Regions from separate parts of the Mus musculus genome. Here region 1 is linked to region 2. Evidence: chromatin contacts called from ENCODE Hi-C or POLR2A ChIA-PET data. All regions are on one chromosome and are shown on one strand. The core of a region is the stretch at or near the end of the contact, and the rest is flanking DNA. Distances in the headings are between cores, read along the strand shown.

What was found. Hi-C counts contacts between places; a loop is a spot of excess contacts on that map. ChIA-PET counts read pairs that join two places held with the same protein, here RNA polymerase II (POLR2A).
Region 1: a map of left cerebral cortex shows a loop between it and region 2 (9-fold over the local background). The contact joins the promoter of Actr10 here to the promoter of Psma3 in region 2. A Hi-C loop is called at or near these places in 5 of 37 maps with a recorded cell type or tissue (gastrocnemius, heart and left cerebral cortex). POLR2A ChIA-PET finds 5 or more read pairs at or near these places in 3 of 5 experiments (Patski and embryonic stem cell).

The regions. Positions count from the first base shown.
Region 1 is chr12:70,936,399-70,939,168 of GRCm38, reverse strand. It overlaps Actr10 (ARP10 actin-related protein 10), which reads right to left and starts at 1,312. Exons shown (of 13, transcript NM_019785.2): 1 at 1,138-1,312. The coding sequence starts at 1,214.
Region 2 is chr12:70,973,354-70,976,399 of GRCm38, reverse strand. It overlaps Psma3 (proteasome subunit alpha 3), which reads right to left and starts at 1,777. Exons shown (of 11, transcript NM_011184.5): 1 at 1,633-1,777. The coding sequence starts at 1,653.

The DNA of each region.
Region 1 (2,770 bases), core at 63-2,562, 37 kb after region 2:
TCAATGTATAGCCACAATAATTATTTTCAGGTAGTAATCTCTACTTATTATATTAATGTTTTTTAAAAAAGTAAGATGAATATGGGAGAGTCAGAGAAGGAGAGGATAATCAAGAACTATGTTTAATCCAATTCTGTAGCTTCTAAGGACCAATTTTTAAGTCTGTTCTTATGACCATTTATTTAATAGTTGCTTAACATCTATTACAGGTTAGGAAGTGTTTAAAATATGCAAAAATAATCCACACATCTGTTTCATATATAACTTCACCTCAAACACATAATATGTATATATGATGGAACTCTCAGCTTTCTGGAGCCTAATATGTATTTCATACACAACATCACTTTATATATACATATATGTCATGTAATTCTGTGTTGTTCTTGAGTCCAATACAAGGACTCTTAAATGGATGGTCCAAAGAACTTAAAACCGTCCAGCATCCTCTCATACTGTCCAGATGTTCCAAGGCTTGTGAATTTGTGTTTTGCTATCTCTACCTTTGACTGCCACTTCGAGGACCACTACTCCCGTGCTTACAAACTGCTTTTTTAAAGTGCAAAATGTGGGTCTAAGAGTATTATAAGGTAACCAACAATTTCCCGTCTCATTTCTATGCGGCTTCCTGTCTTCATGTGCCAGGGCTCCATAGCTGATTTCCTACACTCCTGGAGAACAATCTATTTCCAGAACCAATGGGGCTCCATCCCATAAATGTTTTATGGTGGAAAGAGTCAGCAAGCGTTACAATTCGATGGTTTCCTTCCAATCTGACCCAGCCAGAGGCAAGCACAATCTGGGTCATCGCTGTCAAAAGTTAAAGTGATGGCCCCTGATCACCTTAGACGGGGGTGGGGTGGGGGACACCGTTCCCCGAGCTTCCTGGGCTTCTCTAGGAGTCCAGATCCCACTCAGGCCACCAGATCCTACAGGTTCGCATTGCCCAAGAGAGTCCTCCCTGACAACACATTCATCACTGAGTGTGGACTGAGCTTTGCCTTAAGGCAACGATGTGAGCTAGCATTCGCGGGATCGCCGGGGGAAGGTCCCGGGTGCCCAGCGGGCCTAAAGACGGTTGCCAGTCCGGGACCACCGGCACGTCCCTCGGGCCCACAGCCGCCCATGGCCACTCACTTGGTGAAAGCTTCTCCTAGGTCGATCACGACTGCTGTCTTCTCGCCGCCGCTCCCAAGGCCCTCGTAGAGCGGCATCTTTGAGAGACCGACGTAGAGAGGGTGAAGTGGTCCGCCCGGCGGGGGGGCTGCCTCAGCGCGGGGGCGGGGCGGGGTCCTCACAAAGCCGAGGACCCGGGCTGGCCAAGGAGAGGCCTGACGTCGCGGAGGCCGAGGCGGTCAGGCGCGCCGGACACCTTAGAGGGGCGGAGCCTCCCGGGTCCTCTCGCTCAGCGGCCGGGGGCGCCTGCGCGGCGTAGTAAGGATTTTTAGCGGCTTAGGAGGGGAGGCAGGAACTTGAGATCGCTTTCTCATTCTCCAGTTCTGTGTTGGTCGTTTATCATGACATTTAGTCGCCGCAATGAACACACAAGATAGAGTCTGCTCAGAAGAGATTGGCTTTCACTCTCCCCGAAGCAGTTCTAGAAAAGGATCCTAAGATCTAAATTCAAAACTTGGATTGGGAAGGCGGAAATGCTCCTTAATTACAGCAGTATTTGTGGTGGTTTACATGCGAACGCCCCCCCCCCCCCCCCCCCCGCGCGCCTAGGCTCATCTGTTTGAATGCTTAGTCACCGAGGACTGGAACAGTTTTGGAAGGATATGGAGATTTGACCTTGGAGGAGGTGTGTCACTGGGAGTGGACTTTGGGGTTTAAAAAGCCCACACTAGGCGCAGCTCTCTCCTCCCTGCCTCCTCTGCCCCCAACCCCCACCCCGGACCCTTGTTGCCTGGCAATTAAGATGTAAAGCTCTCAGCTACTGCTTCATTGCCATGCCTGCCCGCCACCCCACCCCCCCATCATTAACTAAAACTGTAAGCAGGTCCCCGATTGACGATTCCTTTTATAAGAGTTGTCTTAGTCATGTTGTCTCTTCCCAGAAATAGAATAGTTACTAAGACAGCAGTTCTTGCCTGTTGCTGGGGAGATTGATTGGATTTCTAGAAGAGGAGAAACCAGGTGTCATGGTGGCAAGATGCAAAGATATGATCAAAGCATATACATGAAATCGAGAACAAATAAATAAAAATTTAATAAGGAGAATATCGTGGTTATTTTAGCAGAAAGAAAAAAAGAATGAACACAAAACAAATATATTCCTTAATAATCTCAGATGTTTGAATGGAACCTCTTGTGGAGTATTTTTTAAAAAGAAAGATTTAAGAGTACATTAAAAAAACAAACAAACAAAAAAAACCCTGATTTATTTCTCTTGCTGGCTGGAAGCAAAGAATGTTGACCCAACTGAAAAAACTGTCCAGACAGTCTGCAAAAGAGACATTTTCTCACAGTCATCTAACAAAAATCCCAGCACTGGGCAAGGAGATGCTGTTTGAGCAGTTTGTCAGAGATGTCCAAGAAACTCCCCAAACAAGCTTTGCTGTTGCTCTTAGTTGCATTGCAGAGGTTGAGGATAAGTCGTTGTTGCTAAGACACCATGCACTTTAGACAGAGGACCCAGAGGTTCTAACCAGAAAGCCTCCTCCCTGAGAACTAGCTTTCATGGTACCAGAAGGCTCCATACAAGCTTTCAAAGAAGGGAAACCAGTCTTACCCAACCATGATATTCATAAACAGACACACACAAGCTGGT
Region 2 (3,046 bases), core at 528-3,027:
AAAAGACAACTAATGGACTTTCATTTGAACAACCAGAATTGAAATGTTCATTAAGCTGAAGACAACGGAAGATTGTCCATACAGAATTCAAAATTAAATAATAATCCTTTCTTGCTGCATATCTAAGCAATACGGATGGGTCCCAGCACTCATGAGGCTGACACAGAAAGATGCAGAGTTCTAGGCCAGTATGGCTCTATCTCAACCCCACCCCCTACAAACACACACACACACACACACACACTCACTATTTTCTTTAATTGAATATAGGATTTGGGGCTCAGTGCTTGCCTACTAGCTCTTGAGGCCCTCGGCTGGCCTTCCCAACTGCCCAGCAGTAGGGGTTAAAAAAAAGAAAACCAAATGGCCCAAAATGACTGACAAATACTGGTATTTACAATTCTTAGAAGACAGCCAGAAAACAAGCCTTCAACCGTGAAACTTCCTAAAACTCAGGGTTACTTTCATATTAAAATATTCCACATGGATTGACCACTGACAGAGGATAACATTACTACAACTGCAAAGCCAATTTGCTGAGACATATTATTGAGCACTTATCCCAAAAGTATTACATAGTATTAATATCTTGTAACCACTTAATTCTAAGCATAAGAACACAGTATGCGAGTTTAATTCTGAGCAGCAAATCTTATTTTGTTTGTGTGTGTGTGTGTGTGTGTGTGTGTGCGCGCGCGCGTGTTTTGTTTTAAAGACAGGGTCTCTTTACATAGTCCTGGCTGTCCTGGAACTCATTAAGTAGACCAGGCTGGCCTCGAACTCAGAGATCCTCCTACCTCTACCTCCCAAGTGCTAGGATTAAAGGGGTGCACCACACTTGGTGAGCATCAAAATAATGGGGGAAACAAGGATAACCAAGAAACGCATTATTCATTCATTACCTCTACTGCAAATAATCGAGACTGTTAAGTAGTTCTATATGGAGACAAAGGAAAGGTGGGGTAAATCGCTGCACACACTGGGTGTATTTAGCCCCAACAAATTAAAGTCCAGCTCGCAAATCCTCAATACTCCTTACAAATCGGAGGCGCTTAGGCCCATAGATAACCCTTTAAATGCTTACAGACTCGCTTAAAATAGCTTGTTCGCGAAAAGCAGAACGCAAAGGAAAGGCAAGGACTCATGAGATCCAGCCTTTCTTCTAGGTGGTGTCCCGTTTCCAGGGAACGTCCACTAACTAGGTTCCGTCCGGGAAGCCCGGGCAGGCCTGTGAGTCAGCAGCACCGCAGCACACAGCTCCGCAGCACCTGCATGGGCCGGCGGCGGCCGCACGACGCACTCGGCGATCCGGCCGAGGCATTGCGACCAGCAGGGGCTTGCAAGGGGCCGTTCGAGGGTCGAGCCGGGGAGCTCGCACTGCGGCAGGCCCGCGAGTCTCCACTTTCAGTTTCCTTAAGCATGAGACTAAAGTGACTCAGCACCCGGGGCTGTCGCTGCACGGGGGCGGACAGGACCGGCCCGAACCGCCGCGGGAGCCGGGGTCACCGAGACAGAGGCCGCGGGTCCCCAGGACTCGGGCAGCGCCGGGGATCCAGCGGCCCTCCGAGCCGCAGCCGGGCTTCCTCACTGCCTTCAACCCCGAACTGGAAGAGACGGCGCGGAGAGACTCACCCCAGTGCCGATGGAGCTCATGGTGCTGACCCGGCAGGCCGCGGAACGCTTCCAGGCCTCAAGCGCCGCTCCTACGCCGCACACGGCGCAGGCTAGTAACAGGCTCGCCCATTGGCTGCGCTCTCCACCAATAGCCTTTCCTCTTGCGGCTTGTTCCGTGGGCTGGGACGAAAACTGTAGGGGGAAAAAAAAAAAAAAAAAAAAGCAGAGAGCGCGCGTGCGCAGAAACCATAGAGGCGGTTCCCTGGAGAAGTTGCTACTGTGTCAACTGAAACTGGTATTGGAAGAGCTAAGGTCAGAGCCTAGTTCCTAATAGTCCTAAGTAGCTAATAATCCTAAGGAGGACAGGCTTGGGCACCTGTCCTCTGTAGCCCACACAGACAGGAATTCTTAAAAGTCGGGGAAGGAAAAACCCACCTTAGGAAAAGGAACAAAGCCGGGCGTGGTGGCGCATGCCTTTAATCCCAGCACTCGGGAGGCAGAGGCAGGCGGATTTCTGAGTTCGAGGCCAGCCTGGTCTACAAAGTGAGTTCCAGGACAGCCAGGACTACACAGAGAAACCCTGTCTCAAAAACACCAAAAAAAAAAAAAAAAAAAAAAAAAAAAAAGGAAAAGGAACAAAAGGAGGCAATTGACCCCCCCATCCTCCGACCAAGTTCATCATCAGAGTCCGAACATGACGTTTGGTTCAACTGCTGTGCATAACTAAGCAGCCTCGGTCAAGGTGTGATACCTTTTCCATCATGGTTTCAACTTTAGCCTCTCCTGCAAGGTGGTGTGAAATCTATGTGTGAGAGAAAGCTGTCCCTCTGGCTGGAACCAGGCAGGCTTCAGCCTTCTTTCACCCAGCATGTAATTCCTGGAGAAGTTCCAGTTTCTTGGAGTCTTATCAAAAAGAGGAGCACAAGAGCTTCTTTAGAATATCTTCATTCCTACTAGGAAGATTATGAGACTTAGCGTTAGGAAAGGCTAAGGTGGCTTGGGGGACTCCAGTTGCTCGGCTCATTCTAACAACTATCAGGTTATGATCTTAAGTATTAAGTGGAGGGAGGGCAACAGATAAATCAAAGGAGTGGGCATGGAACCTGACCTAGTGGTGGGTGGATTTTAAATCCCAATTGTAAATACAACGTTAGAAATATTTTTATTTAAAAAAATATATCTGAGCCGAGCGTGGTGGCACACGCCTTTAATCCCAGTACTCGGGAGGCAGAGGCAGGCGGATTTCTGAGTTCGAGGTCAATCTGGTCTACAAAGTGAGTTCCAGGACAGCCAGGGCTATACAGAAAAACCCTGTCTCAAAAAAACAAAATAAATAAATATCTGGAGACTTTTATTTTATATAGCTAGAAAATATTTTCCAGCAGGGTGATGCAGAAGGCAGGGACGGGAGGCCAGCTTGCAATATAAGAGC